3 separate regions of the Mus musculus genome follow, and all the other regions are linked to region 2. A link is a loop called in an ENCODE intact Hi-C map of the cell type or tissue named here. Cell type or tissue: left cerebral cortex. All regions are shown on one strand. Each heading gives the region's core, and the rest is flanking DNA. Links, peaks and the distances in the headings are about the cores only.

Evidence for each region. A loop is a pair of places that touch in the nucleus more often than their neighbours do. Peaks named below come from ENCODE experiments on the same cell type or tissue, not always from the same donor. Only the 100,000 strongest peaks of a DNase experiment are listed, where the experiment ranks them.
Region 1: a loop joins it to region 2, with 7 times the contacts of the local background. A loop is called at or near these places in 15 of 42 quality-filtered maps.
Region 3: it touches region 2 in a loop (3-fold over the local background); 14 of 42 quality-filtered maps call a loop at or near these places.

What each region holds. Positions count from the first base shown.
Region 1 is chr5:73,757,607-73,765,399 of GRCm38, forward strand. No RefSeq gene overlaps it. Among named protein-coding and RNA genes, the nearest start is that of Gm34960, 43 kb to the right of the region's middle. In left cerebral cortex, for the core only: CTCF peaks have their summits at 4,234 (motif pointing right) and 4,442; DNase peaks (open chromatin) are centred at 1,200 and 4,351; H3K27ac peaks cover 1,113 bases.
Region 2 is chr5:74,273,855-74,281,647 of GRCm38, forward strand. The region is part of intron 5 of Scfd2 (Sec1 family domain containing 2); the gene reads right to left. Among named protein-coding and RNA genes, the nearest start is that of Gm32064, 39 kb to the right of the region's middle. In left cerebral cortex, for the core only: a CTCF peak has its summit at 4,094 (motif pointing left); DNase peaks (open chromatin) are centred at 3,613 and 4,092; H3K27ac peaks cover 623 bases.
Region 3 is chr5:74,086,264-74,094,056 of GRCm38, forward strand. It overlaps Dancr (differentiation antagonizing non-protein coding RNA), which reads left to right and starts at 6,797. Exons shown (of 1, transcript NR_145133.1): 1 at 6,797-7,793. It overlaps Snora26 (small nucleolar RNA, H/ACA box 26), which reads left to right and starts at 7,267; the gene lies at 7,267-7,387. In left cerebral cortex, for the core only: a CTCF peak has its summit at 3,192 (motif pointing left); no DNase peak of the experiment used is centred there.

The sequences.
Region 1 (7,793 bases), core at 1,147-6,146, 520 kb before region 2:
GCATGGAGCAAACAAATGAACCATGAGAGTCAAGTTTACCATGGCCATGCACGTGACAGATGGGCTGCAGCTGAATCAACTGCCGTCTTTCTTTGGGATGGCTAAGGGGTCTGTGCCACATGGTCTAGTGGTTTTGTCACCTACACACACACACACACACACACACACACACACACCGTTTAGATTAGGTTTGTTATTGAGGTCTCATTTCATCCTAAAGACATGTTGTATATGAATAATTTGAGAGTAAGTATGTGTGTGTATAACATATACATATCTCATATTGTATATGGTGTGTATATAATAGACACGACCTATACAAACTTTAAATCCTATGCTTTTCTACCCGAAAATAAGACCTTGCTGAAAGATACAATGGTTTTATATTTATTTCTCATATTAACATCACAAGGGAATCATTTTAGCCCCAACGCACATATCAGTGGTTGCCAATGATGGTTCTAAGTAAGCTCTTTCCCTGTGCACACTGATCCAGTGACCACAGCCCTGTGTGAACTGAACATTATTATTCACATGTTAAAGAAAAAGAATGGAGACAAGAGAGGCTCCAGAAGAATCCTGAGAGAAGGAATTGTGTGTGGGTTATCAATGGAGGGTTGGGAGGTGGCAGGAAAGCAGGACAACCGGATAGAGGTGGAGGAGGCTAAGGACGGCAGTGGGGACAGCCTGTCAGAAGGGAGCCTTAGTGTAATCAACCCCACAGTAGAGTTCTGGAGTAAATCATCTCTCAAAGTCACCCAAAACCTTTTCACATTCCTACCCCTGAAAAGCCACCACTCAAGGGCTGTCTGCCTCAGGAGGATAGGTTTTGGGGGTCTGCATTAGTCAACAAAGTGGTCTAAGGCTGTCCTCCCCAGAAGAGTTGCAAATACTACGGTTAGATGATAAAGCAAGGCAAAGGCGGGAGCGGGTTCTGAGCAAGTGCTTGAGAAGAATTCGGGGTGAAGAGGATCTAGGAGAAGGGGTGTTGTTAGCTTCTCCAAAATTCAGGGTCCTGGCTGTACCTGTCACTCACTTGTACGTGACCAACCAAACAGAAAGATTGTGGTTCTTGCTGGTGTTTCGATTTGTTCATCTGACTCATCTTTGTATAAGCGAACTGGAAAAGATATGTAAATCTGTGCACTCCCATGCACATAAGCACATATATCCATCACCAAGAAATGCAAAGTTGACTTGCAACTCAGATGTTCTGAGTCAGGCACACTAAACCTAAACTCTGGAGTTGAATGCAGCTTGCAGAGGCCCCATTCAGCTCTGCGTTTTTTGGAAGGCTGAGTTAATTGCCTTTATTTTGAGTGTGGGGAGATTTCAGTCTCCAATTTCGGATGCCTACCTCCATTTCTATCTCATACAGTTGGCTGGGATGATGGGAGATGGATCTCTTCAGAATGCTGCCATGTGCTTCATCACCCCCACTGTCACTCAGCTATTCTTACCAGTTCTTCAGCCATATGAGAGAGTTTACAATCCCTTGCTCACCTCTTTTCTCTTCTTTCCTGAGACTGATGACCTCTGCCCGATGGTCAATGATGGCCCGGGAAAGTAGAGCTGCTACCCTGTTCCTACTGATGCTGTTAGAATGTTTATTTACAAGCACAGAGCACTAACGTTCCTCAAACAGACAATTTGTAGATGTCCTTTTCTATTGTTTTTCTTGCTCAAAGAAAGATGCCCTAATACACTCCCCAGAAGCTTCTAGTTAGCATCTTTCTTTTGACAAGATATAACATGATATGAAAATAAACCCTAGGTTGGATAGGAGTTCAGTAAATTACAGCAATTTTCTGGTTGAACAAATAGTTACATTTTTTTCCAGTAAGTTGTCATGATTTCCCTGTTATAAAGCTTTTTCTTGCTATTAAGAATCCAATAAAATACATGTCAACATTGAATTCAACAAATATTGAAACTTAGTGCCCAGGGAAGTGAACATTTACTCATTTCCCTCTGATTTGGGATTTTCTGGAATCATTTTTTGGAGCTGTTTTGGGGGTTTTGGGTTTTGTTTTTTTTTTTGTTTTTTGTTTTTTTTTTTTTGGTTGATGATGTTCCAGTGAACTCAGCACAAATGCATCTGACTTTCAAATGAGTGATTTAAAACAACTTTAATAATAGAGAGTTTAATGCTGATTATGGGTCAGAGGAAGAATAAGTCTTACTGTCTTTGCTCTTTAAGCTACAGTTTAAAAATCTGAGATGGTGTCTTTACCATACATAGTTTCTGATAGTAAACGAGCTCTTAGAAAACCCACAAGATAAACCAACATTGCCCCTGACAAGCAAAGAAGATAGAGTTTATCCTAAACATTCTGTTCTATTAAAAATTAGTTTTTGCTGCTTGATATTAAATTTTACGCAAAATAAAGTGATTTTATAACACCTCAGCTAAGAATCTAAACTTTTAAAAGTCATTTGAAAGGGTAAGAAATGGGTCAGAACTCTGCCATGGGGTGAACAGCTGTCCTCAGATAAAGTCCTCAGAGACCTGAGGGCAAGCAGATGACTCTTGCCAAGGTCTTCATTCTGCCACTAGGTGAATACATATCAGCTGATGGCTGCCATCCGGGAAAGGTACAGGGGATAGCGGTGGGCTCCAAGACACCCTTTTGCATGTTTGTTTTCAGTTATCTACGTCTGTCTCTATCTATGTTTGTCTGTCTCCATGTCTGTCTGTTTCTATGCCTGTCTGTCTCTCTGTTTGTCTGTCTCTATGTCTCTCTGTTTCTACCTATGTCTGTCTTTACCTATGCCTGTCTCTGTCTCTGTCTGTCTCTATGTCTGTCTGCCTCTATCTATGCCTGTCTCTATCTATGCCTGCCTCTATCTATGTCTGTCTCTAGCTGTGCCATCTTTATCACCAACATCATCTATCTGTTCACTTAGCTACAGGTCAGACTCCTCCCCTCCCTTCCTCTCTCCTTCTCTCCCTTTGTGTGCCTGTGTGATTAGCTTAGGACTTTGTTGCCTGGGACTTTTTAAATTCTTCCTGAGTTTACAGTTTTCCCCCTCTTGTATTCATTTCCAACTATGTTTGAACTCCCTGGAGAACTAGCTGTTTTAAATTTGTGGTTTTAGAGGCCAGGTTAGGAACTTATCCAAAGAGGAGACTCAGCCCCAGTTTCCATAAGGCTACCTCTTCATGGGTGAGAAAAAAAAAGACCTCATAGCCACCAAGCAGGATGTCTTTCTTTGAAGCTGGAGTTGGGTGAGCAGCTGAGTTCACCCAACTAGATGTAGACTAGAGGGAAATGATCACAGTTCAGCTTGGTTCTACCCTTATTAGGTGTTAGGTCTCTCTCCCTCTCTCCCTCTCTCTCCCTCTCTCCCTCTCTCCCTCTCTCCCTCTCTCCCTCTCTCCCTCTCTCCCTCTCTCTCCCTCTCTCTCCCTCTCTCCCTCTCTCCCTCTCTCCCTCTCTCTCCCTCTCTCTCCCTCTCTCCCTCTCTCCCTCTCTCTCTCCCTCTCTCCCTCTCTCCCTCTCTCCCTCTCTCCCTCTCTCCCTCTCCCTTTCCCTCTCCTCCTCTCTCCCTCTAGCCCCCTTCTGCCACATACACACATACACATACCACAACACACACACACTCATACATACCACACAGAAACACACACACAGGATCATATATTTGAGTACTTGGTTCACACACACAAATACAAACACACACACACACACACACACACACACACACACACACACACACACACACACAGGATCATAGATTTGAATACCCAGCTAGCTGTGCTATTTTAGGAGATTTGGGGACTTTTAAGAGGCAGGGCCTTGTTGGAGGAAGTGGACACAGTGGGGGAGCCCTATGGCATAAGCTTGTAGTTATGACTGAATCTCTTCTGTGTCCTAGACTGCTCAGGTGATGTCACCAGCAGCCCATGCTCCCACTGCCCCAACCGCAGGCTGTGACACTGCCATACCTTTCATATCACATGAGCAAAAAAAAAAAAAAAAAAATCCTTCTTTCTTCAAGTGGTCTCTTCTAGCACTTCTTATACATCATTTTGAGAATCACAACATTTCTTTCTCCAATCCTCAGTTTCCCCCTGTATGAAACACAATGGATGAGTTTCTCTGACGTCCTCTTAGGGTAATGATGCAAAAGTGAATGAGATACCGCATAGGGTTTTCCATGCTGTGGTTTCTCTCCCTCGCATCCATCCCTAAGCCTGAGATGCTTCGTTTCAGCGAGGCTCCATGGGTTTGTGCACTAGATGTCAGCAGAGCTCCACCGTTCAATTGGCCCTGCGTTGGAGGGGGGGGGGTGTTCTATTCATGGAAAACACTTCCCAAATGTTCTCATTGTGCTTTGCTGAGCCTGCAGTCCTGTCTCTGCCCTGCACCCACCCCACCCATCTGGCTAGAATTCCCTGTCAGCACAACTGGCCACTGTGTTGAAGCTTCCCACTCAGGGTTTCTGGAGAAATTCCTCTAGTATTCTTATTCTCCAAGCATTCGTTCAGAAAGCATGAAACCCAAGAGGGGATTAAAAAAATTTTTTTAATGCAGGGCAACATCACAAAGGATACTTGCTGCAGACAAAGTCAATGCTGTTCCAATTAAGCGTTTCTGTGCTCCATCCTTCTTCAGTGTCCAGTTGTCACAGCCACGTTTCAAGGTTCCTCTCTGGTAACAATTGGAGCTTGAAGCAGAAACTCAAGAGCTGGCTTTGTGTGTCCCAGAAGCACTCACTCATCAAGCAAAACTTCTTCTACAGCTGTGGTTCTCAACCTTCCTAACGCGGTGACCCTTTAATATACTTCATGTTGTGGTGACCCCAGCCTTAACATTATTTTCCTTGCTACTTTATGACTGTAATTTTACTACTGTTATGAATTGTAATGTAAATATGCAGTGTATCTGACATGTGACCCCCCCAAAGGGGCCATGACCCACAGGTTGAGAATCAGTGGTCTACTGAGAAGAAGAAATATCTTAGACCCTTGGGTGGTCTTGCTTAAGCACATGGGCTTTAGAGCTATGTCCTTCTTTTGGAAAAAAAAAAAAAAACTATGTCTTTCCTTGCTAAAGGTTTGGCCTCCTGCTGGGTGGGATGTGGGTTGGAGGCTGCTGGGTTAAAACAGGACCATGTTTTGGCTTCTTCAGCCCTGGCAATCTTGCTGATATCATTGTTGCTCCTTACACTGGCAGCAACATCATTTCCCTGCATGCTGACAAAGTGCAAGATGCGTTTAGAATTTGCTTTCCTTCGGAGAATGAAGGGTATTCAGCATTCAGTGTCTGACATTGCCTGAGATTGCCACTTCACATATATAACATGGAGACCACAAAGGCACACTGCTACGCACAGGCTACACAAGCTTTCTCTTTCCGAAGGTTGCTCTTCTCACATGAGACGGTCCCACCGGTTTATTTTCTATTCCATTTAATTTTCTTGTAGAAGCTTGAGAAGGATTTCATCGTATTTTTATTGAGCACCTATTATGAAATAGGCCCTGAGCTAGTTGCTGAAGACAGCCCCGCCCCCTCCAAGTCTCTGGTTGGCAGGTACGTGAATATCAGGTATCTCTGGTGACTAGCTGGAGACCTGGGATGGGAGAGGATATGGGGAGTCTATTGAGGTGACCCTCACTTCAATTCCTACCAGAGGGGGCCATAGAGACTGATATTGGCGCTTTAACTGAAACATGAACCAGCATTGATTAGCTTGAGAAGGAAGGAGTTCATTTAAGACAAAGACCCCATGACAGGAGGGCACACAACATGGTGATACATACATTTAACCCCAGCACTCAGAAGGAAGGTCTCTGGGAGTTCCAGGCCAGCTTGTTCTACATATTGAGTGCCAGGGTAGCCAGGCTATATTGGGCTATATAGTGAAGCTACTTTGTCTCAAACACACACACACACACACACACACACACACACACACACCCCAGTGCATGCATGTGTGTGCGTGTATGTGTGCTTGTGTGTGTATGTGTGTGGTGGTGGCTCAGACAATGAGACAGTGATCTACCAAACAATAGACACCACAGTAGAGGATCCAGCATGTGAGCCAGCTAATGAGTTCAGAGTTAGAAAGGTGGAGAGTTCCATTTTACATTAGGTTTGATAAGTTTCTCTGGGGACATCCAAGAAGACATGTTAACCAGAAGAGGGGTGACAGTGTAACATGTCTGGGCTTGAGTTATAAATACACAAGTGTTTCACAGACAAAAACCGAAACCATGATTGAAATCTGTAAACTAGATTGTGCAGAGGAGAGACTTACGGTTTCATGTAAAAGTATCTGGAATCAGATAAAAACCTAGAAATGAATACATCCAGGCCAAGCTCTGACCTAAGCTGGCGGGCCTGGGCCCTGCATACTGACAGGTGTACAGAATCTAATGAGCCACACGGTTTGATGGGCCACAGAGGGGATCCCATAAATCTAGATCTGACTGGAGCTGAGAATCCAAATCTCCCCCCTCATACTTGGACAAGGAGAATATTTTATGCTATTTTTACTTAATAAGGCACTTTTGCCAAGTCTATATTTTAAAATCATTCTTTATGGTATCCATTCATACATTAAAAAAATAGAAGCATTGCTGTAATTTTTATTGATCATAAATTAATCTTGGGATTAAAAGGTGTTTGACTCTGTTGGTCTTCCTGTGGAGTTCCTATCCCCTTAGGGGCCACAATCCTTCCTCCTATTCTTCCATAAGAGTCCCCAGGCTCCACCCACTGTTTGGCTGTGGGTATCTGCTCTGGTTGAGTCCGCTGCTGGGTGGAGCCTCTCAGAGAGCAGCCATGCTAGACTCCTGTTTGCAAGCACAACAGAGTATCAATAATACTGTAAGGGATTGATTAGTTCAGCTTGGTACTCATGTAGGTCCCAAGCAACTAGAGTGGGGGCTACCCCAAAAGCTGGTGCCTGTAGGTAGGATATGTTCTTCTATAGGGCTGCTTTGTCTGGCCTCAGTGGGAAAGGATACACCTAGCCTCACAGAGACTTAATGTGCCAGGGTGGGAGGATACTCAGGGGGACCCTACCTGCTCAGAAGAGAAGGGGATGGGGATGGGGGAAGGGTTATGGGAGGGGGTAGCCAAGAGGGGAGCAGTGAGCAGGATGTAAAGTCAATAAGTAAAAAAAAAATAATAAAGAAAAAATAAAAATAAATATAATTATACATTTGGTTTACTCTAGGCAGTTGACCAGGCTTTTAAAATTACAATTATATTCACAGCTCACATCAACTGGGGTGTTACTGTGAGGCTAGCGTTGACCTAATGGCATTGAAACAATAATTTGCTTTGTTCTTCCTTAGCCCTAGAAGGTAATGCTATTGTGCCTATTTAATCGAGGAAACCAAGAAAGCAAGTTGTCCCGCATCATACAGAGAGCAAGTTGTAGAGCCAAGATTTGAACCTGGGAAGTTGCCTTCAGAAGCAATGCCTGTAACTACGGTATCAGACTATATGAAAAATTGAACATGCACATTTTCAGTGTTTTCTACTCTGGGTCACACTGAAAACCTACAGTCAGACTTTATGAACCTCTAAGTATTTTTGCAGAATCTGGAAAGCATTTAAAAAAAAAAAACTGTTTAGCCCTGCAGCTTCATACCTAATGCAAATTCTCCCAAGGTTGTCTGGGATGCAGTTTCTCTGCAAAAGCCACTGGGGTCCATCCTGACCTGTGTAATGATATGTGACAATCTGAGTTAACATGGCGTGTTGGGGTATCTTAGTCATAATAGAGAGATCATGTTCTTGACTTGAAAGATAGGTGTGTCCAGACATAAAGGCATG
Region 2 (7,793 bases), core at 1,208-6,207:
GCACTCACTTTACCACCATGTACTTGACCCAAACCTTTGTGCTTTGATCCCATCTGCTTTGACAGCTGTTATAAGAGGAACTTAAAATTTTACAGGTCATTCTTCCATAACTATGACAGGACAATCATAGTTTGATTTCTTCTATTGTCATTATTACTCATGTGACTTTATTTGCTCTTTATGCTATTGTGACAATAATATTAGTTATTATGATAATTAAAGCAACATGCAAATATACCCAAACCAGAATTTTGTGGGTGGTAAAAATGTGTTGTATTTGAATCTGTTTCACCAAGACTTTCTAAGGATTTTTAGGGACAATAACAAGATGAGATTTAAGATACACAATCCTATAAAACTGACAGCTGGTTGGCTTGCTCTATCAATACTTGGCAAGTTGAATCCTGAAATTTTGCATCTGCACCAGACCACCTAGCCTGCAGCCTGCACACTGGGTCTGCAGTGGACCTCCTGGCCTGCAGCCTGCACAGTGGGTCTGCAGCAGACCACCTAATCTACAGCCTGCACATTGGGTCTGCACCAGACCACCTGGCCTGCAGCCTGCACATTGGGTCTGCAGCAGACCACCTTGCCTATAGCCTGCACATTGGGTCTGCAGCAGACCACCTTGCCTATAGCCTGCATACTGGGTCTACAGCAGACCACCTAGCCTGCAGCCTGCACAGTGGGTCTGCAGCAGACCACCTATAGCCTGCACCTCATGCTCTGTGCTATGCATTATGTCCATCTCTCCCTGTCAGTGTCCTGCTCTGCTCTAATAGTGTGCAAGCATGTGGGTGGAGTAGCTCTCCCATGGCACAGGAGGCACAGGACCGCTCAGTGTGTCTGCTCTGTGGCTTCCTGCTACATGGGCAGAGTGAGAAGAGTGGGACACACTCTCGCTGGGTGACCTGGCCCTTTTCCAGCCAGGTTGGTAGGCACCATGAGCCCATCACTGTGACCAGTCATCCCAGTTTTGAAGCCCCTCTCTTCCTTCCACATGTGTAACCCGTTTTCATGTTAACTAAGGTCTTTTCAGCAATGCCAGCCATTTCTTACTCTACCCAGCTCTTTTCATTTCCTGAATCTTTAAAATATAACCTTTAGGGGCTGGAGAGATGGGTTGATGTGTGAGAGCACTGGCTGCTCTTCTGGAAGGCCCAGGTTCAATTCCCAGCACCCACGTGGCAGCTCACACTTGTCTGTAACTCCTGTTCCAGAGGGTCTGACACCCTCACACAGACATGCACACAGGCAAAACACCAAATGTGCATAAAGATAAATAAATCTTAAAAAAATAGCCTTTAAGGAACAGTTTTAGATTTACTAAGGAATATTGTAAATGGGAGGATTCTAAAAGTTGGTCAAAACATAGCATAGATAGACACATGGGTGGGAGGAAGAGTTTAAGAGATCACTGTACAAGACAGGGTCTATAGTGAATAATAATGTGCTGCACACTTGAAAATTGCTGCTAGCACAGATTCCAAATTAAATCTGCCTATGAGAAGTGAATGGCTATGCCAGTCTAATGTAATCACTTCGTAAGTACCCACATTTCAAACAGAACAGCACAATGTTGTTCACTATAAATATAATTTTTTTTAATCCCAGCACTTGGGAGGCAGAGACAGGCAAATTTCTGAGTTCGAGGCCAGCCTGGTCTACAGAGTGAGTTCCAGGACAGCCAAGGCTACACAGAGAAACCCTGTCTCAAAAAAAAAAAAAAAAAGAATAATAATTTTTGTTTGCCAGGAATTGGTAAAGATTTAAAGTCTGAAGCTATCACAGGGTTTCTCATATCTTTCTGTATGCCCTTTTCCTTACTGTTCACATCTGACATCCACACGGCACAGCACACTGGGACCATACACCTCATACAGAATGCCTTTTAAACACTGAAATTAGCTCTCTTAAAATGCCTTAGCTTAAGGGTTGAGGGCTTCTCTAGCATGTAGATGTCCTGTATTAAACCCCAGTTCGGGGCTAGGGGAGCGGCCACAGTGTGCAGTTGATTCATTGCAGTAAGTACATCCCACTATTATGTAGCCATTAGCACTGTCTGAAGAGACAAAGTTTGCAAAAACCGAAACTCTCTATTCATAAAACAAGAACTTCCCACCCTCCCACCCCAAGCCCCTGTCAATCTGTGCTGTATCTCTATGAGCCTGAGTACTCTGGGTACCTGGCATGTGTACAACCATACAGTGTTTTGTCCTTTTGTGACCAGCACAATGTGTTCAAGGCTCCCTGTGTTGTCTATAGTCAGCATCCTCAACCTTGTTACAAAGGAACCGATGTCACTTCCCAGGCCAACTGTGCTTCATGCTTGATTCTCATCAGCTCTCCATTGCAGTGAGCCCTGGCCCAGTCAGTTTGTAGTCCTGGGACCTCATCCCCAAATCCTCAGCACCTGAAATCTACGACTCTTTAGGACACATTTTACAAAGCCTAACTACTGGCAGTCCCTGTCCTGGGCAGTTTTATACATCTTACTTCACTTTCGTGACTTCCTTACGAGGCACAGAATAGCTTATGCGACTCCGATTTACAGAGCCTCACAGTCTTGGAAGGTGCGTGCGGTGACTTTCAAAGGGACTACAGTTACCACAGGCAGTCCCGGAATTAGAACCTCTGAAGTCCCAGACATGCTGTGGTACCGCTCAGTTCCTGCCTGTGCTAGCTCTCCTTCTGCGGGGTAGCTGTTACTCCCCATACACCCACAAGTAAACACATTTCTTCGCTGAACTACAGCTGAGGCTGTTTCCTCTTGGCCTCTCTCTCCACTGCACTGTTTGAGCCTCGTGGTACCCAGCATCTCTGAGCCATGTCTGAGCTTGGAGGCTCCTGTTCCTCATCGCTTCTTGGCTGGTTGGCATGAGCCTAGCCCTTCCCTTCTTTTCATCATACCCCAGTAGGGATCTACTTTGTAGTTTCAACTTAACTTCGGCTAGTCTTTTCAGTCATTATGTTTTAGCTAAACACAATGATCCAAGACAACTAACATTTTACTTTGTTGAAAGTACACGATAATTCAATGTCTACACCACCATATTCCTTTGACTTGGAGTAACGGAAGACATTTTATAGTTGGGAAACACCACCACTGCACTAAGAGCAGCACAAATGTCATAAGGGTGTGAATGCTGATGTTTGGCTGTGCAGAGGGGACGGTTGGCATTTTAGGTGTTGGGTGCAAAAGACATTCTCTGTGACAGACGAAGAGTTGATGGCTGGGTAGGGAGGAGGCTGGTGCCTAAGATGACAAGCTCAACGGAAAAACATGCAAAGCCGAGGACACAGGTATTTTTGGTTGCATCCCGCAGCGGAGCTTTAGCGTCTGATCTTCCATCGCCGCAGGGCGAACAGGTGATCGGCTGTGAGTGCATGGATGTGTTTAGCATGTGTGCAGCTGTGACTGGCTGCCTTAGAAGACAGATGCTCTTCTTATACATTCTTCACTGGGAAACAGGAAGCTCCCACAGAGGTGGTCAGGACCCTGCAGTGATGTGACAGGATGTCTGATTTACAGTCGCTTCACTGTAAGACAGAACCAGGCAGTGTGAGGATGGAGCAGCTGCTATAGGGACTGGCAGCAGACTGTGTGTGGGTGTGTGCGTGCATATCTATGCAAGAGAGAGGTGGGGGGACTGCGTACACTAGGTATCTCAGGTCCAGACAACCAACTGTTACTTGGAGTGATGTCATAAAACCATCCAAATGTAAGTTCTAAATCTCATAGCTTGCTGCTTCTACCCAAGAGCAGGAAAATGGCTTGCGAATTACAGTTCATGATAGAACATGACACTTTTGGATTTATAAAGGCCATTTTCAAATATTCCGTTTTGTCTTTCAGGCACACAGGATGCTGTGTGTATGTATAACAAACCATGAACTTGGCTGTGGTCTGACTACTTCTGCCTGGTGGAAAGCAAGCCGAGGTCACGGGCACTCCTTCCAGGAAGAGTGTTAACAGCCGGTCTGTAATTTGTGGCTCTTCTCTGGAGCTGCAGCAATGGAGCTGCAGCAATTTCAGATGCCCTGCCCTGCCTGAGTGCTTGAGTCCAGGGAGAGACTATGGTGAGCAGAGCCCTCTGCTGGCTGGAGTCAAGAATGCAGTGAGTGAGGCCTGACAGGTTTCTTAAGGCTCTTTATGGAAGAGCTGTGTCACTGAAGCAAAAGTTAGTCTCTAGTGACAACAATGGGGTGACAGCACAATTCAAGAAAATATGAATAGCTGGGAGCCTGGGGCTGAAGACAACACAAAAATAGTGGAAATGAATGGGAAGGACAATGGACTTTCTCTGGTCATACTCAGGTACAAGCTTGGACTTAAAAGGCATTCTGAGAAAGAGGCAGCAGTGTGCTGGGCTCCTTACACTCAGAACACACACCTGCTGTGTCACACTGGTGGACAGAACTGGTTAGGAGGGGGGGAGGAAGAGGAAGAAGAGGAGGAAGAGGAAGAGGAGGAAGAGGAGGAGGAGGAGGAAGAAGAGGAGGAAGAGGAGGAGGAGGTGGCAGCAATAGCCACAGGACAGTCATATACAATTGAGGCTGTCCTTTGCCTGTCTGTAGACTCTTCATCCATGTCAATCTTCTTTTACATAAAAAGTAGCATCTCTGAACTCAGCAAGCGCTGCCCAGGACTACAGCAACCCTGGTACTCACTGGTTCAGCCAGGTAAGGGCGACTGCAGCACATAGTGGACACACAGAGCCCAGGGACTTACAACAGAGCTGGGCTGAGTCAGATCAGTCAGCGGGCCACTGGAATGAAAAGCCCCTCCATGTGGCTATCAGGGATGAGTGAGCATTTACAGGGAAGTGGGCCTCCAGAGACGGTGCAGAGAGGTTTTGGCATGGACTCTGGGGACAAGTAGTTGAGGTCCTGCCTGAGCTTGGTAACATTGGCAAACTATCGTGTGCTTCTGTTTTCTCACGGAGGGTCGTGAGAGGGAGTGGCAGTAGCAGAATGACCTTAGTCAGTAGAGTGCAAGGTAAAAGCTCTTACCATGAGCCTTGTACACACTACTGCCATGGTTATTTTCATTTTTCCCGACCCCTTAGGTCCTCTAAGGCATGAGGGCAGGTGGGGTGGTGGTGGGGACTCTGCTTCTCTACTTAGTGAGTCACAGCCTTGCTAAGGGTTTGAAGGGGCTGCTTACACCTGCCTAGACTCTGGAGGACAGGCTGTAGCACCATTTATGGACTAGAATACTTGCTTAGGGCTTGGAGCATTCCATCAGTGTTAAGTGTCTACCACATTACACCCTAAGGTGGATGTAGAAGGTTTAAATCCTAGAGGTCATTGAATTTCAAAATAAGTTGCAGGGTAGTATTTACTTATATTCTGTCTGCACCCATGAGTGCTGAAAATGACCTACAAAGAAATAAACTCTTTGGTTCATCACTATGTTTCCTTAGAGCCGTAGTTTGGAGCAGAAGATGCCCATTAATTCTTCATGGAGATGCTGGGTGAAGGACTAGCAAAGTGTTGTTAGGAGGGCAATGGGGAGAACACATAGTCACCATAAGTGAGGGAGAAAGGCTTGAGGCTACCATGCCAATGCAAGGGGGATGGTCCAGAAGCTGCAAGGGTCATGGCTGAGACAGAGTGTGTCCCCTGAGACCAGACATGGTTCTGCAGAGGGCTTACCACTGTTCTCCCTGGCTTTGGATCCAACGTTCAGAAAAGAGTCAAGGCACTGGCAAACGCTCCCATCAGGACCAGGACCCATCTCAGCCCAACCCTCCCATGTGGAAAGCGGAAGCACTGGATGCCTCAGGGTGCTGGGGAGGATTGAATGCAAGGATGGACTGCATGTGATGGCCCATGCCTATAATCCTAGCATTGCGGGTACATGAGTACTGAGGCAGGGGGATTGTGAGTTTGAGGCCAGCCCGTGAAACAGAGAGTTCTGAGCCAGACTGGACTCCACCGAGAGAGCTTGTCTCAACCAAACAGAATAAAACAAAACAAAACACCAGCAAAGAACAGGCAGCACAACACTGGCACATGGCCAACTCTCGGCAACAGTAGCTATGTTTTGAAGGTATCAAATCGGGCAGGCGGTTTATTTCTTTAAAGTTTGCTTTTAGGTTGCTTTTCTAGCTATTGGGTGCTTACTGCCATTGCTTTTGGATGTTTAACAAGAAGTACTATGCTCTAAAAGGAAACTAGCAGAGGCAGCAACCCCGATAAACATGGTCTGAACCTTGGCACTGTGTGCTTAAAGAGCAGGCCCCAGAGCTCTCTGCCTCTGGCCCTCGAGAGAACCAGCAATGAAAGGTGGTAGGTTTGGTGAGTATCGCGTGGGGGAAGAGAATCAATTCTTGACAGAACAGTTAAAAGTAAGATAATATAGAAAGGGCATTGTTAAATTTAAAGGTGGTAAGGAAATCTAGTGCTCTGCTTATCTGCCCCTGGGTGAAGGCGGCTTCTCTGGAGCAGAGGTGTGTGACAAATGTCCATCTGTATAGGCGTGCCAGAGGCTTGGTCAATGACACAGCTCTTATTTCCTCTGGCTCCTCTATCTTCAGGAGATTCTGGGCTGATTTTTACAGAAAAAGGATACACAGTTGGATTTCGTTTTCTTATGTATTATTAGAACTTCATACATACATGAAGTTTTCTATATTTCATTGTTTTAAATGCATACAGATACAGTGAGGAGATATCCCAGTCAGTCGAAGGCTTTATATACACACACTCCGTTTTCCTTCATTTGAAAGGTGCCTTAAGCAATTAAAACCACCAATCCTGAGATAAGGAGGTCAGCCTTTCCAGACAGCATACTGTTACAGAGAGAACCCAAACACGGGTCTGGCATTTGCCTTGCCACTGGACATTGTCACTGGGAAATGCCCAATACCAATTATTTTACACTCAAGAGGATGACACACATACTTTGTGAATCTAAAACATGTTTACTTTCCTTTGGAAGGAAGTTGAAGACACACATGTCAAGATGTCCGTGTTTCTTGCCGGACCCCACATCACCTCTCAGCACACCCACCCAGTCAAAAGCTTCCTCTCCTATCATCCTCCCCAGCCATTCTTGGTTCCCCTACATCTTTCTCCATCTTTGTTTTGCGCTTCCCCTCTAGGTTTTCATTATCCTGCATTAATTCTTCCCCATCCTATCCAGGGCTGTGCACAGGCTAGGTCTCAGGGCCAGCCTATGTTACAGTGCCTAGCTGAGGTAGACTGTCTTCTGGGGGTGAAAGCGCCGCCCTTTTCCACCGCTCCACCACACCTCTCAGAATACAAATATGATTACTTAGAATCGTGAGCTCCCATGACAGTGATGGCAGTGAACTTGGCAGGTCCCAGCCCCAAGTAAGTCTTGGGCATGATCCTTTCCATTTCATAGCTGATAGGGGTCAGAGGTAATGAGTCATCTGCCCAGGGTACAACTCACATGTCCTCCTCTTGGAGACAGAATTCATTGGAGCAGTGCTTAAAGAGGGGCTGCTGGGCTTGAGATTTGAATGAACACTGTTGTGTGAAGTGGTCAGGTGTGGTGCAACAAAGCAGCATGTAATTATGTCCATCAGACCTGAGCTTGACGCTTATGAGAGCAGGCCCGTCATGTCATATTCACATCCTGCCGAAATCCGGCCGAGGTCCATGTCATCTGCTTCCATTTCTCCGCACGCCTGATCCCTGTCCATCCTTCTGTGGCAGGTGCACGCACATCCTTTGTTACTCTGGAGGTCACCAGCACCTTCCGCTCCACTTCACCCGGTTTCTGACATCTTTCTACACATGCTCTCTGTGCTGTGCTATGG
Region 3 (7,793 bases), core at 1,147-6,146, 190 kb before region 2:
ACAAAGTGAGTTCCAGGACAGCCAGGGCTATACAGAGAAACCTTGTCTCAAAAAAAAACAAAAAACAAAAAACAAAAACAGAAATGGATATTTACTTAAAAAGTGGAAAAGGAAACCAGGCATAGTGGTTAATGCCTGTAATCCCGGCACTTGGTAGAAGTGGAGACAGGAAGATCCTGAATTCAAGGCTACAAGGTGAGTTTGAGGCCACCTTGGGTTACCTGAATTCTGTCGAAAGTAAGAAAGAAAGAAAGAAAGAAAGAAAGAAAGAAAGAAAGAAAGAAAGAGAGAGAGAGAGGGAGGGAGGGAGGGAGGGAGGGAGGGAGGGAGGGGGGGGGGGGAGGGAGGGAGGGAAGGAAGGAAGGAAGGAAGGAAGGAAGGAAGGAAGGAAGGAAGGAAGGAAGGAAGGAAGGAAGGAAGGAAGGAAAAAATGCAAAGCAAACACAGGAGTGATGAGAATCCACTGCAGGGATTAGATAGATATTCTGAGCCCACTAAGGAGGCCTAGAGAATGTGGGTCCACTTGTCTCAAAGAACCATGTGACAGGAGGTACTAAGAAGCAGAAGTCTTATTGCCCCAAAATTCAATCTTATTCTCATTAAGCTAGGAAATAGGAAAACATGATCAACAAAGAAATAGCAGAAGAAACTGTAAAACAAGTATGGGTCAAAGGTCATTTTGCAGGACCATCCAATTTCCATAACAGATCAGGAACTGAATAAGGACAGACAGATGCTATAAGAGACTTAAGCGCGCGCATACCAGATGCTATACTGTCTTGTTTAGAGTTTCTCCCTGTCCCTCTCCTCTCCCTCCTCTCCCTTCTCCTTCTCTCTCTCCCTCCCCTTTCTCGTCTTTTCACTCCCCCTCTCTTCCCCCTCTCTTATTGTTTTGAGGCAGGATCTCACTATGTATAGCCCTGGCTGGCCTGGAACTCCCAACGTAGACCAGACGGTCTTCAAACTCATAGCAATCCACCTGCCTCTACTTCCCAAGTACTGGGATTAAAGGCATGCACCACCATGTCTGGCTTTTAGTTTATATTTTAGCTCAAAGAAAGTCACTATAAAAGACAAATTTGAATCCCCAAATAGAGGCGATAGGTAGGTGCTCTCCAGGCCCCACCCCTTCTGAGGAATCTTTGGCCAATGACAGTGCTTAGAGAGGGATATGCCCACTGGTAGGATTCTCATGCTGCAGCCGATGGCCCCACACCCGTGGACAACACTAATTGCTCTTAGTGAAGTCTGTTTGTTTGTTTGGTTGGTTTGTTTTGTTTTTTAGACATGAAGTTGGAAGAACTTCTTGAGGCTGTTGCGGGGAAATTAGAAGGGACAATAGCAATAAATATAGTATTTTACTATATACATGTATGAAACTCAAAACTAAAGGAAAAAATTAAAGACAACTGAGATCTTCAAATTCAGGGAGTTTTGCAAAAACTGGAGTGAAGATGAGGTGGGTACCAGATGAAACAGAATTGGCAAAAATATTGATATTTGCTGAGGCTTGTTATATTCTCTTACTTAGAGGGATGCATGGCGTTTTCAAAGATTAGAAGCTGTTTTAGTTATACTACTGCATAACCCCACTCTCCATCCACATCAGGCTAATGAGGTCAGGAGAGCCAAGGAGGAATGGAAGTCATTGCTTAGGATTAGCGATTCCCTTTCAGGGACTTGGTATAAACCTCCTTCAGACAGTTGTTGTTATTTTCCTTTTTCCTAGGATCCATGTCTTATTTTCTTTTTTTTATTATTATTATTATTTTTTATTAGGTATTTTCTTCATTTACATTTCCAATGCTATCCCAAAAGTCCCCCATACCCCCCCCCCACTCCCCTACCTACCCACTCCCACTTCTTGGCCCTGGCGTTCCCCTGTACTGAGGCAGATAAAGTTTGCAAGACCAATGGGCCTCTCTTTCCACTAATGACCGACTAGGCCATCTTCTGATACATATGCAGCTAGAGACACGAGCTCCGGGGGTACTGGTTAATTCATATTGTTGTTCCATCTATAGGGTTGCAGATCCCTTTAGCTCCTTGGGTACTTTTTCTAGCTCCTCCATTGGGGGCCCTGTGATCCATCCAATAGCTGACTGTGAGCATCCACTTCTGTGTTTTGCTAGGCCCCGGCATAGCCTCACAAGAGACAGCTATATCAGGGTCCTTTCAGCAAAATCTTGCTAGTGTATGCAATGGTGTCCCGGCATATATCCAGAAGATGTTCCAACCAGTAACAAGGACACATGCTCCACTATGTTCATAGCAGCCTTATTTATAATAGCCAGAAGCTGGAAAGAACCCAGATGCCCCTCAACAGAGGAATGGACACAGATAATGTGGTACATTTACACAATGGAGTACTACTCAGTTATTAAAAAGAATGAATTTATGAAATTCCTAGGCAAATGGATGATCTGGAGGGCATCATCCTGACTGAGGTAACCCAATCACAAAAGAACTCACATGATATATACTCACTGTTAAGTGGATATTAGCTCAGAAACTTATAATACCCAAGATATAAGATACGATTTGCAAAACACATGAAACTCAAGAAGAACAAAGACCAAAGTGTGGACACTTTGCCCCTTCTTAGAATTGGGAACAAAACACCCATGGAAGGAGTTACAGAGACACAGTTTGGAGCTGAGACGAAAGGATGGACCATCTAGAGACTGCCATACCCAGGGATCCATCTCATAATCAGCCCCCAAATGCTGACACCATTGCATACACTAGCAAGAATTTTCATATCTTGTTTTCTTAAAGATCCTGTCTTAGTTACTTTTCTATGGCTGCAACAAGACACCATGGCCAATGCAACTTATAAAAGAAAGCATTTAATTTGGAAGCTCACGGTTCAGCCGTCATGGAAGGCAGCTTGCCGGTAAGTACACATGCATGACACTGGAGAAATAACTGAAAGCTAGTGTTGAGACAACAAGCACAAGGCAAAGAAACAGTCCAGGGGAATTTTGTGGGCTTCTGGGACCTCAAAACCACAAAGCCCTCAGTGACACACCTCCTCCAACAAGGCCACACCTCCTAATCCTTCCCAAACAGTTCTACCAACTGGTGATCAAGCATTCAAACAAGGGTCTATGGCAGCCATTCTCATTCAACCCACTACAGCCCCCTAAAAGAACCACCTATAATCAGATTTGGTGCCCTCTTCTGGCCTGCTATATACTAAATAAATAAATAAATAAATAAACCTAAAAATCAAAACAAGAACAAAACCAAAGTGGTATCAGAGTCAGTATTTCAGGTTCCTCACAGTTGCGCTGGAGAGAAAGGCCTAGTTAGCAAGCACACGCTTTTATAGCCAAGCCTGGTGAGCCGACTTAGGTCCCTGAACCCCAAAGTGGAAGAGGAGAGCCAACTCCCCAGAGTTGCCCTGTCTGACACCCACAAGTCCACTGTAGCTCTCCCCCTTCCCAATAAAATCAATTTCCCTTATCTAACTAATCAGACTGCATTTGTAAATATAGAGGTCAATGCTAAAAGACATGTACAATAGATTAGTTATTAGAGGCCCTCTGGCTTTCATCACCTATAAAGCTAACTTGGCTCAGAGCAGGGAGGTTAATAAACACCACACAGAATTCTCCTGGCCAGCATTCTTTCAAAGCCCAGCTTTACCTCCGAGCTTAGGCCCTTTTGTAGTAATTCTAAAAGTGGTATTCGCAAATTTATGTTTTAAAAGTATTAGAGACCGGACAGATGTTTGTTTGGCATTTCCTATGTAATGCTAAGTTCTGCTAGAGTCAAAATTTAGGGACACTTAGGAATTTTTTTAAATAGTGTTTTTATAAGTGTCCAAACTATGTTCAGTATTTGAGAACCGAGCAACTGGTGTGTTAAAGATGCAGAGTACCAGGCTCCCCCAGAGAGCATTTAAAGTCACTCTCCAGGACTTGAGAAATGGCTCAGCACTTAAGAGTACTGTTTGCTCTTCTAGAAAACCCAAGGTGCCACCCAGCAGCCATCTGGTAATCTGATACCCTCTCTGGCCTCCTGGCCATCAGGCACACTCATGGTACACAGACTGACAAGCAGGCAAAATGCCCCCACATAAAAAATAAAAATAAATCTTTTTTTTTTTTCCTGTTTAACCACTGTCTGGTAATATGGTCTGGAACTCTGTTTGGTTTTTTTTGTTTGTTTGTTTGTTTTGTTTTTGTTTTTGTGTTTTTGTTTTTTTGAGACAGGGTTTCTCTGTATAGCCCTGGCTGTCCTGGAACTCACTCTGTAGACCAGGCTAGCCTTGAACTCAGAAATCTGCCTGCCTCTGCCTCCCAAGTACTGGGATTAAAGGCGTGCGCCACCATGCCCGGCATTGTTTTTGGTTTTTCGAGACAGGGTTTCTCTGTAGTCTTGGCTGTCCTGGAACTCACTTTGTAGACCAGGCTGGCCTCGAACTCAGAAATCCACCTGTCTCTGCCTCCCAAGTGCTGGGATTAAAGGCGTGCGCCACCACCGCCCGGCAGCCTGGAACTCTGGACCTCTAGCAAGTAGACCAGGGGATTCATTTCTTGCACTAAAGTTTAACAGTCAAACCTTCAAGAACATGACATTTCTCTCAAGTTTATGTGAAAAACAAAAATAATAACAGCATAAATAAATAAATAATCAGTCAAACCCTATAAGAGGCAAACTTCTGAGGAATGGTCTGGTCTCTAGAGTTAAAAACTAGAGTGTGGTTGTCTGTGTCTGCCTGTAATCCCTGCAAGCAGGAAGATCAGGGGGTCAAGGCTAGCTGTGGCTACATTCGAGGGATTCAAAGTTACCCAGGACTACAGGATCCAGATAACAGACTACACAAAGTCGGAAGAATGGCTAAACAGATTGCTGTTCCTTATAAGACATGTTGCATGACACAACATGAAAAAAGCTTAAAAGCAAGTTTCAAATGAAGAAAATCTAGTTTTAAAAGAACCAAGTATGACCTGGCAGTGGTGGGGGCACGCCTTTAATCTCAGCACTCAGGAGGCCAAGGCAGAAGGATCTCTGTGAGTTCAAGGACAGCCTGGTCTAAAAAGCAAGTTTCAGGACAGTCAGGATTACACAGAGAAACCCTATCTCAAAATAACAACAACAAAAAAGGTCACATGTGTGATTCCATGCCTACAAAAAATCTAGAAGAGACGGTTTCCAATTTAAAAAAAAAATGTATTATTATTTACTGTTATGTGTGTGTGTTTGTGTGAACTTGTTGTTGTCCAAAGGGGACTGTGGAGCTGGAGCCTGGCGTTGCAGGTAGTGGGTGCGAGGAACCGCAAGAGAAGCAAGTGCTCTTAACTGCTGAGCCATCTCTCCAGCCCCATGGGGCTTCTTTTTCCAATAAGACGCTGACTGCAAAATGATCTGGGAGTAGACAATGGAGATGATTATAAAACCTTGAGGAATATTTAAAAACACCGATTTGTACACTTAAAAGGGTGACCTATAACACTTGGGTTCAATCTCAAAAAGTTATCTAAAAAGTCAAAGCAAGTTGACAAAGCAGGTCATCATTTTTTTTATCTAGACTAAAAGTGGCTGTAAAGAAACACAGGCGAGCATGATGAATAGACTTAGAGTCCTTATTCAAACGAACTCATTGTAAAGTAACATTGTATCAGAATAGTCTTGCTGTGAACTTGGAGCGGCTGTTTATTCTAGCAATCACATTGGCATTGTCCTCAGGCAAGATGGCCTCTTTTCTTTTGAAATAAATACTGAAATATTAAGAGGTGAAACAAACCAAGCTTGAGATTTGCTTTAAAATACCCCCCCTCCCCCAACAGACCAAGACGATAGATGCGCCAGGTCTGGAATGAATGGCTGGCTTTTAGCCGAGAGAAGAACGCAGGCACGTGGCTCTTTGAACATTTTTAGTTTTAATATAAGTTTGGAAATTTAATTTCTTCAAATTAAAAAAATAATTTTATTATTATTATTATTATTATTATTATTATTTTAAAAACCTTGCCAATAAAATCATCTCAGACCGTGGAAATTCTCATTAAAATAAGTTAAGCACATATCCAGGCCTGGTGGTGAAAATTTGTCGTCCCTTCTACTCAGGAAGCTGAGGCAGAAGGACGGAAAGTTCCAGTCTTGTCTGGGAAATTTAGTGAGACCTAGTTTCAAAGTAATAAAAGGGTTTGGGATCTGAGACGCCAGGCTCTACTTTTAACCCAGGACCACTAAAAACAAGACAAAGGTATAGCCTAGGTGGAGAGTGGCATGCATGCCAGCAATCCTAGCACGTAGCACTGAGGATAACAAGTTTGATGAATACCCTGAACTAGCTACACAGTAAGTTAGAAAGCAGTGTGGGCACCTAAGAGAGACTCTGACTCAAAATTAATGGTACGGGCTGAGGAGGTAGCTCTGTGGTAGAGCTCTGTTGAGAACTAACTGCCTCACATCTCCAGCAACATTTCTCCTTGATATTACTCTCCAGGAACACAGAAAAAGGCAGCTCCTCTCAGGGTTAAGGAGGGGCCCTGGGAGTGAACTAGCTGAACAAGAAGGGATCTAAGTCGGAACACACCTAGCACCGGCATAGCTTCAGGAAAGGAAGGTTTCCACTGAGCACAGCCTCAACGCTTCCAACACCGCAGTGGGTGGAGAACCTGCTGCTGGAAGTCAACGGCCCCACCCTACCGGGTCCGAAACGTCCCGACGATTGGCTTCCCATACCAGCCACGCCTACAATCCTTCTGACGATTGGCTGCTCTCCTTTTCCTGTTCTGCCCCCTCCAAGCGGCCCTCTGATTGGTTGCAGGTCTCGGGGGGGGGGGGCAGCTCCGCCCCTCTCCCGGATGGCTGTATTAACGCAGCGCGCAGCGGCTCGGTCTTTCGGTCCCGGCCTTGGTGGTGAGTGTCCTCGTGGGAGGGTGTCAGGATGTCCCCGTGTCCCCTCGAGCTTTGCCCGCCCCGAGCTCAGCTGCTCCCGGCGGCCAGAACGGAGGGGTAGAGCAGTTCTCAGCGGCCCGCGGGGCGGGCGGCAGTGTCCAGCCCGGGGCTGCGCGAGACACAAAGTCCTCTGTGCCGTCCGACCCGGGCACCCTGACCACCGCCCTTTCCCTCTGCAGGCCGATCCACCCGAGCCGGTCCCCACTGCCCAGCCGTGCTGCTGCCTCGGACACAAGCGCAGGTACGTCCCGGCATTGATCGGAGGCAGGCCCTGGCCACGTGGCCGAGAAGACGGAGGTTCCAGGCCTGTCTTTGTTGAGCTGCGCCGGGCCTCCCCAGTCGCCCTTTCCTGTGCCCTTTTAAGGTTGTCGCAGTACTTTAAGAGGCTAACACAGAAGGGTAAAGGAACTCTCCATAAAACCCAGAGAGGAAAACTACACCTCCTCTTTGGATCCTGTCTGGAGTCACAAATGAACCAAAAGCTTCATTTAAAACTTGAATGTGCGCATTTTAGGTTCTGGCGATTGCTAGGTAGTGATATAGGATTTTAAAGAAAAGAAAACGTAGCCTACCTGGTTTAATTTGGTTGGAGGAGAAAGTTCAGAAGACAAGAATACATTTGCTTTTCTAGAAGTGAGATTTTAGGTCAGCTGGAAAGGATATAGTTGAGTATGTTCCACTTATGTGAAACATTTTTATTCTTTCATAGGTTGAAAACTACAAGAAACCCGTGACTGAATGGCTCCAAGGTGAAGTACTCTTGCATGTAGTGACCAGGTTTGCCTGTATTCCACTTTAGGATTAGTATCGAAGCTGAAATAGGTGAAGTGAGGGCCATGTGAGTTTCCTTGAATGGCCTTGTAACTGATTACCCTGAA